Regions from separate parts of the Homo sapiens genome. Here regions 2 and 3 are each linked to region 1. A link is a contact called in ENCODE Hi-C or POLR2A ChIA-PET data. All regions are on one chromosome and are shown on one strand. Each heading gives the region's core, a stretch centred on a gene start or an enhancer-like site at or near the end of the contact. The rest is flanking DNA. Distances are from core to core; before and after follow the strand shown. Region 1 has its middle 33 kb from the start of MEOX1. Region 2 holds the start of LINC02594 (long intergenic non-protein coding RNA 2594). Region 3 has its middle 46 kb from the start of ETV4.

Evidence for each region. A loop is a pair of places that touch in the nucleus more often than their neighbours do. ChIA-PET counts read pairs that join two places held with the same protein, here RNA polymerase II (POLR2A). Pooled maps may share reads with other maps.
Region 2: a map of Panc1 shows a loop between it and region 1 (4-fold over the local background). The contact joins the promoter of LINC02594 here to the enhancer-like site in region 1. A Hi-C loop is called at or near these places in 5 of 168 maps with a recorded cell type or tissue (Caco-2, HepG2, Panc1 and 2 more) and 1 of 50 pooled maps. POLR2A ChIA-PET finds 5 or more read pairs at or near these places in 5 of 52 experiments (HepG2, MCF 10A, PC-9 and 2 more).
Region 3: a map of heart left ventricle shows a loop between it and region 1 (2.8-fold over the local background). The contact joins two enhancer-like sites. A Hi-C loop is called at or near these places in 9 of 168 maps with a recorded cell type or tissue (Caco-2, HepG2, IMR-90 and 5 more) and 5 of 50 pooled maps. POLR2A ChIA-PET finds 5 or more read pairs at or near these places in 8 of 52 experiments (A549, Caco-2, HEK293 and 5 more).

What each region holds. Positions count from the first base shown.
Region 1 is chr17:43,627,198-43,629,897 of GRCh38, reverse strand. No RefSeq gene overlaps it. Among named protein-coding and RNA genes, the nearest start is that of MEOX1, 33 kb to the left of the region's middle. RefSeq lists an enhancer at 1,404-1,905. Within about 2 kb of position 1,372, at least 3 of the 41 ENCODE cell types and tissues checked have a DNase peak (open chromatin) inside an H3K27ac peak, as active enhancers do; they include heart left ventricle and heart right ventricle, where a contact is called at or near this core.
Region 2 is chr17:43,663,607-43,666,306 of GRCh38, reverse strand. LINC02594 (long intergenic non-protein coding RNA 2594) reads right to left here and starts at 1,443. Exons shown (of 4, transcript NR_184089.1): 1 at 1,308-1,443. RefSeq lists an enhancer at 136-661.
Region 3 is chr17:43,590,595-43,593,294 of GRCh38, reverse strand. No RefSeq gene overlaps it. Among named protein-coding and RNA genes, the nearest start is that of ETV4, 46 kb to the right of the region's middle. RefSeq lists an enhancer at 613-1,112. Within about 2 kb of position 1,359, at least 21 of the 41 ENCODE cell types and tissues checked have a DNase peak (open chromatin) inside an H3K27ac peak, as active enhancers do; they include heart left ventricle and heart right ventricle, where a contact is called at or near this core.

The DNA.
Region 1 (2,700 bases), core at 123-2,622:
ACTTCATCCATGGCTCTGAGCTGTTGTGAAGTTTAAATAAGCTAACACACATGGAAGAGCCCAGCCCCGAACCTGGAGCTCAGTTAGTGAACAGGGAGAGTGGGCTGCCTTTCCCTTGCCTTTACTGGGGAAGAAGTGATATATGAGAGATAGATTAGTGAGTCCAGGGGAAGAGGTAGGCAAGACCTCACTGGCTCTGGAAACCAAGGACCAGATAAAAGGAGTGAAGTTTCGGCTGGGCTGAGGCAGGAGAATGGCGTGAACCTGGGAGGCCAAGCATGCAGTGAGCCAATATTGCTCCACTGCACTCCAGCCTGGGTGACAGAGCAAGACTCCACTTAAAAAAAAAAAAGGAGTGAAGTTTCAGTGAAATGAGGCTAGAAAAGATGGCAGGGAAGACTTTCAACAAATGGGCTGTGAGTCACTAGGAAAGGTAGAGAATAGGTGTTTCCCCCCACCAGAGAATTTTTTTTTTTTTTTGAGATGGAGTCTTCCTCTGTCACCCAGGCTGGAGTGCAGTGGCGCGATCTCGACTCACGGCAACCTCAGCCTCCCGGGTTCACACCATTCTCCTGCCTCAGCCTTCCAAGTACAGGAGCCCGCCACCACGCCCGGCTAATTTTTTGTATTTTTTATTAGAGACAGGGTTTCACCATGTTAGCCAGGATGGTGTTGATCTCCTGACCTCCTGATCCACCCACTTCGGCCTCCCAAAGTGCTGGGATTACAGGCATGAGCCACCGCGCCCAGCCTTTTTTTTTTTTTTTTTTTTTTTGAGACAGAGTCTCACTCTGTCACCCAGGCTGGAGTGCAGTGGCACAATCTCGGCTCACTGCAACCTCCGCCTCCTGGGTTCAAGCAATTCTCCTGCCTCAGCCTCCAAAGTAGCTGGGATTACCGGTGCCCACCACCACACCTAGCTAATTTTTGTATTTTTAGTAGAGATGGGGTATCACCATGTTGTCCAGGCTGGTCTCAAACTTCTGACCTCAGGCAATCTGCCTGCCTCAGCCTCCCAAAGTGCTGGGATTACATGTGTGAGCCACCGTGCCCGGCCAAAGGAATCTTAAGATCAAACACCACTATGTAGCAGAGTTGATAGGCCCTTGGAGACCCTCCCATCCAGCTCCTTGCACTCATGGGGAAACTGAGGCCCAGAGAGAAGGGACTAGTTCAGCAAGGACCTAAGCCTAGGGAGATAAGCTGCTCTTATCAGTTGGAGTTCAGAAGAGGGACAGGAGGGAGGGCTAGACCAAAGACAGCAGCCAAAGTCTGGGCTCCTGCCCTCTGTCCAGGGCTTGATGTCCTCACGACGGGTCCGACCTGCCAGCAGAAGCCAGCTGGCCAGCACTGAAGGTCTCTATCTGTCTAGACTGCTCGCTGGCCCATCCTGCCGAGAAACCCAACTCAAAGGGGGGCTGGGACAGGCGGAGTGGCCTTGGAGGTCCCCGACAGCTCCGGAAGTCTGAGCAGAGAGTCTCTGGAAGACTGAGAGGTGTTGTCTCTGCAGAAAAGCCGTTGGACATTTCCGTGTGACGGTGACACAAACCATTCCTTCCTCCATAATCACCCCTTGCTACAGTGCTGGCTCAGGGCAGACAGCCTGCCGTGCATGGACTTTATTTTCAAAACCCTCTTACTTCTTCTTCTTTTTTTTTTTTAATATCCCTGTGAATGCCTGAACTCCCAGGCAGAGGGAAGCACTCAAGCCTGTCCTTGAGTGTGCTAGTGGTGATGTGATGTCCCAGACGGGACCCTCCGAGCTCTGCGGCAGGAACAAACCCCCTGCTGATGTAATTTAAAAGAATAACCTCCCAATTTTCTCATCTCCCTTTGCTGGATACACCTTATCAAATGACAGGAGAAGCCAATGTTTGGTTAAATGGTTCAGAGGTTAATACTCAACAGATGGGAGAATTTTTTTCCTTTTTCTTTTTTTTTTCTCCTTTCCAGGAGATCTGGTCTGCTCCTCTTGCTTACAACAGGCTTAGGTAGTGGAGGGTGGAGGAGAGATGGGGGGAGGGGGCAGGGGGCATTCTTCCCATCGTGCCCGTTTCTCTCCAGTTACCACTGTCCTCAGGGTCTCAAGCTGTGTCCTCAGCCTTCACAGGACCGTGCTAATAGGCAGGGCCAGCCAGAGCTGCTTGCATTTGGGAAGGTAGAACCTGTCCACCCTGTGAGGGTACCTAAGTACATCAGGCCGTCTGCTGGCATTGGGCAACGTGCAAAAGGGCAGAATAAAGGGAAGGAAACCAATACAAGTGAAAATCTCAAAATTATCTCTCCATGCATTGGGCAAATTATTGAGTCTCCCTGAAACTCAGTTTCTCTTTTTTTTCTTTTTTTTTTCCCCCTTTTGAGACAGGGTCTCACTCTGTCACCCAGGCTGGAATGCAGTAACACGATCTTGGCTCACTGCAACCTCTGCCTCCCGGGTTCAAGTGATTCTCATGCTTCAGCCTCCTAAGTAGCTGGGATTACAGGCATGAGCCACCATGCCCAGCTAATTTTTTGTATTTTCAGTAGAGATGGGGCTTCACCATGTTGCCCAAGCTGATCCTGAACTCCTAGCCTCAGGTGATCTACCCGCCTCAGCCTCCCAAAGTGCTGAGATTACAGGCGTGAGCCACCGCGCCCAACCAGTTTCTTTATTCATAAAATGAGATATAATAATTTACATGGCAGGGGTGTTGGGGAGAC
Region 2 (2,700 bases), core at 194-2,693, 36 kb before region 1:
GTGTTATGTTGCCATAGAAGGTATCTGGGGGCTGGGATGAGCCGTCTTCACCTACATTGTGCTGTGTCCTGCCCAGTGGTTCAGCATAGTTAAGGACAAGCTATTCCTCACATGCATCACCCTTTATAGTCAGCCAGCTCTGTTCTCAGATGCAGTTCATTTATCCTCCTAACCGCCAGGTGAGGCCGGAACTGTCAACTCCATTTTGCCAGTGAGAAAAATGAAGCTCAGAGAAGGGTGTGATTTGCCTGAGACCACACAGCCGGTAACAGGCAAGGTCACACCTTGAACCCGTGTCTTCTGCCTCCAGGTCCAGGGCCTTGCCCTGACACCCTGCCTCTCCAAGCACAAGGGGGTGGGGTGGCCACAAACAGAAGCAGCCCTGTCCTGCCAAGTACACGCCTGCCTGCCACGCACAATGGGAGACATTCCGCAAGTTCCACGTGATGGCTCAGGTGTGGCCAGGCTGAAAGCCCTCCTGGGCCCCCCCACGCCCCTGGGGGACCTCCTCGTGACTCACACTTTTCCTCTTCCTCCCCTTATTCTCCCCAACAATCAGAAACCGGGGTCCCCTCCCTTCCTGAAAACAGAGCTCTCCTCATGAGGCCACAGGGCTTTTTCGACACACAGCTCCTTCCATCCATCTCTGTCTCTGGCCCTGTGGGGCCTTGACAGGGAAACGCTGACTTTGAGGAGGTTAAAGGTGCTGGTGCCCGGCCTTCATCTAACAAATGGGTTGCCGTGAGGGGAGGAACTGTTGTTGTTTTTTCCTGGCCTCAGAAGAGGGGCCTGTCAGGAAGATGTAGGGGCCAGCAGCCCCCGGCCGCGCCCCGCAAGGTGGCTGACAGACGCCAGCAGCTGCCGGGGGCTCCGGGGTGCCAGAGGCCTGTGTTCTCAGGGCAAAGCACCCCACCGCGCCCCCTCCCCATGGCCCTCCTGACCTCCCCACCCACCCCACCATGACCCAGGGCCCACCCCGTCCAGGGGCAAAGGGCCAGGCGCTGGGCCTCCCTGCCATGAGGTCCCTGGGCCAGATGCAGAGGTGGAGCAGGAATCCGGTTACAGCCTGCGGCCAGCCCAGGGGAAGGTTTTCCTAGGGAAGCTGACAAGCCAGATCTTCCTCCCAGCCTCCCACGGATTCCTTCCAGAACCCCCACAGCACAGCGTGCCCCCCACAAAGGACCTCACAAGGCTGTTTCTGTAGAATTTCCTCAGAACTCCCCATTCCCAGGTTCACCCTTTGGGATCATCGAGGTTAACCAGAAATAGATGTGCTAGGAAGGGAGCCACATTTGTCCATTACTTACTCTGCCTTTTGCATAAAGGATTTCTTTCTTTATTTCTTTTTCTTTTTCTTTTTTTTTTTTTTTGAGACAGTGTCTCACTCTGTCGCCCAGGCCGGAGTGCAGTTGTACAATCTTGGCTTACCGCAACCTCTCTGCTTCCCAGGCTCAAGCGATTCTCCTGCCCTCAGCCTCCCGAGTAGCTGGGATTACAGGCATGTGCCACCACACCCAGCTAATTTTTGTATTTCTTTTTTTTTTTTTTTTTGAGATGGAGTCTCGCTCTGTCACCCAGGCTGGAGTGCAGTGACGTGATCTCGGTGCACTGCAAGCTCTGCTTCCCGGGTTCACACCATTCTCCTGCTTCAGCCTCCCAAGTAGCTGGGACTACAGGCGCCCGCCACCACGCCCGCCTTTTTTTTTTTTTTTTTGTATTTCTAGTAGAGACGGGGTTTCACTGTGTTAGCCAGGATGGTCTCGATCTCCTGACCGCATGATCCACCCGCCTCGGCCTCCCAAAGTGGTGGGATTACAGGCGTGAGCCACCGCGCCCGGCCTAATTTTTGTATTTCTATTAGAGACGGGGTTTTACCATGTTGGCCGGGCTGGTCTTGAACTCCTGGCCTCAAATGATCTGCCTGCCTCAGCCTTCCAAAGTGCTGGGATTATAGGTCTGAGCCACCGTGCCTGGCCTACATAAAGGATTTCATTGAAGATTTGCAAATGTCTGTGGGCTGGGCTGCCTCAATTTGAATCCTGGGTCCGCCGCTTCCCTGCTGTGTGGCCTTGTGCAGGTTACACAGTCTATCTGTGCATCAGAGTCTTCTGCTGAAAAACGGAGCTGATAAAAAAAAAAGAGAGAGAGAGAAACGGAGCTGATGAGAATGACTGTTGCCTCAGAAGGCTTTTGTGGGAATCCGTGGGGGTAAAAATGTGTAAGGTGCAAAGTGCCTTACACAGATCCCACTCTGACTGTCATCTCAGATGAGGAAACAGAAGTTCAGAGAGATGGCCAGGCATGGTGGCTCATGCCTGTAATCCCAGCACTTTGGGAGGCCGAGGCGGGCGGATCACGAGGTCAGGAGATTGAGACCATCCTGGCTAACACGGTGAAACCCCGTCTCTACTAAAAAATACAAAAAATTAGCCGGGCGTGGTGGCGGGTGCTTGTAGTCCCAGCTACTCGGGAGGCTGAGGCAAGAGAATGGCGTGAGCCCGGGAGGCGGAGCTTGCAGTGAGCTGAGATCATGCCACTGCACTCCAGCCTGGGCGACAGAACGAGACTCCATCTCAAAAAGAAAAAAAAAAAAAAGAAGTTCAGAGAGATAAGGTGACTTGTTCCAGGGCACACAGCCAGGAAGTGGCAGACCTGGGGCTTGAACTCAGACCCGTCTAACCTCAAACCCCATGCCTCCTC
Region 3 (2,700 bases), core at 110-2,609, 37 kb after region 1:
GCCTGCCACCATGCCCAGCTACTTTTTTGTATTTTTAGTAGAGATGGGATTTCACCATGTTGGCCAGGCTGGTCTTGAACTCCTGACCTTAGGTGATCCACCAGCCTCGGCCTCCCCAAGCGCTGGGATTACAGGCGCGAGCCACCACGCCCAGCAAGTACTTTTTTTTTAAATTTAATTTTGTTGTTGTTGTTGAGATGGAGTCTCACTCTGTCACCCAGGCTGGAATGCATTGGCGCAATCTCGGCTCACTGCAACCTCCACCTTCTGTGTTCAAGCGATTCTCCTGCCTCGGCCTCCCGAGTAGCTGGGATTACAGGCATGCACCACTGTGCCCAGCTAATTTTTGTATTTTTAGTAAAGATGTGGTTTCACCATGTTGGCCAGACTGGTCTCGAACTCCTGAGCTCAAGTGATCCGCCTGCCTCCGTCTTCCAAAGTACCAAGACTACAGGCATGAGCCACTGCTCCCAGCCAAGAAAACAGTACTTAACCCTGAATGGAGTGATCAGGAAATGCTTCCTGAAGGAAGAAACTCCTGAGGTGAATCTTCCAGAAGGAGCCTGATGAAGAGGTAAAAAGATGCCCCAGGTGAATGAAGCTGTGTATGCAAGAGCACGGAGGGTAAGGAGTTTGCAAAGAACCACAGGGGTGGGTGGTGGGTTGGCAGCCAAGTGGCTAGAGATGGGGAGAGTGGCTGGGAAGAGACATCGGGAATCAGAGATTTCAGTTTCTGAGTGAAGGAAGGCGAGAGAGTGTGGGTGTGCCGTAGACCCCATTGCAGTAAACAGCCTCGCCTAAACCAGGCAGGGCAGATACCCCAGGCCTCCCCTGGGGCCTAGAAGCCTCCCCATCTCACTCTGCAACTCCTCGGGTTAACCAAAGCAGCATGACCTCATGTGTTATGGCTGCAAAGGCGCGGGGGAGGCCATATCCGGTGTTTGTATTGAAATTAATTGGGGGCTCCTTGGATGATGGAGGCTTTGAGGAATGCACAGGCCCCCGCATATGATCCTGTGAACAATGGTGTCACTTCAGACCACCGAGGCCCCCAGCGGCCCGCATCTGCACGTCCACAGCCCTTCTCGATGAAATAATAATCATAGACAGATATGAATATTTACAATACGAAGCAGCAACTTGCGATGGGGAGAACTCAGGCAAGCACCCCAGAGCTATTTTTAGCCTTGGAAACGGAGCCCCATTTTACCAGGGCAGCAGCGTGTCGATCAGGAAAATCAGGAAAATCCCACCGCTCCCCGCCAAGCCCTGATTTATGATGATTCAGAGGGGAGATGCTGCCAGGAATGGGCCGGGGCCAGGAAAATTTCATCTGTCTGGAATCCGACAGGAAAAAAGAGGCCTGGAAATTTCAGAGGAAGCTGGGATCTGCGCCGGTTACAGCGCCTCTGTGTTCGCTCAGCTGGCTCCTGTTAGCCAGTGAAGGGTCCGCTGAGGAAAAGCGTCAGGCCAGGTTTTTCCATCATTCCAGAACCTTGAGCCTGATCCCCAGGCAGCCGCTGCTCCTGCGACCTCCGACCCCAAACAACAGGAGCCTTCACCAGGTTTCCCCCAGCCCCCCAGCCCTAGGCTATATCTTAAATCAACATCTTTGTTTTTTTGTCTTTTCCCTTACCACAAAAAATGATAGCAAAGTGATTCTATCTTTTTAGCTATTTGTTTAACCAGACATTTAGCACACTTAAGAAGCAGGGTTCAATATGAAAACCAATTAATGCAATTTAGTTTTAATTTCCTCCCCTGAAATGGCCCAGCTCTCCCAAGGTGGCCTTCTCACCCTCCTCTCTGGTGCTGGGGCACCAGGAACCCCTAGCCTCCAAACCTGATGCTACAAGCTCTAAAATGAGGCCAGAGATTAGGATTTTGCTCAAAATCTTGCTGGCAGATCCTAAAGGGGCAAACAAGATGGTGATGGAGTTCAGGACATGCTACCCCAAAATACAGCACCTCGGCAAAAGCAGCAGAAGGAGGAAGATCTCTCTGACTTGCTGCTACTATTCTCCCCTGAAGCAGATCATGAAAGAATTTTCTGTCTTTCTTCTAAAGTAGGTCATAAGACCCTCATTCCAGAGGGGTCCTCCCTATATCCAGAGGAAAGGAATGAAGAAGCAGAGAAGAATCTGAAGAAACAGGCCTTGCTAAGCTCCCCCAAGTTGATTACTATTAGATCATACCCCCTTTCTTCCATCATATTTCTTCTTCTTTTTTTTTTTTGAGATGGAGTCTCGCTCTGTCTCCCAGGCTGGAGTGCAGTAGTGTGTTCTCCGCTCACTGCAACCTCTACCTCCTGGGTTCCAGCAATTCTCCTGTCTCAGCCTCCCGAGTAGCTGGGATTACAGGCGTGCGCTACCATGCCCAGCTAATTGTTTGTATTTTTAGTAGAGACGGGGTTTCATCCTGTTGGCCAGGCTGGTGTTGAACTCCTGACCTCAAGTGATCCACCCGCCTCGGCCTCCCAAAGTGCTGGGATTACAGGCGTGAGCCACCACGCCTGGCCTCGTCCATCATGTTTCTACACAACGCTCTACTCCTCATTAAACCTAAGCATAAAATATACACAGTATTCCCTATTTCCCTGGGTCTTCATCTCCCATGTCACGGAAACTTATTATATAAATGTGTATGCTTTTCTCTTGTTAATCTATCTTTTGTTATAGGGATCTCAAGCCATGAACTTTG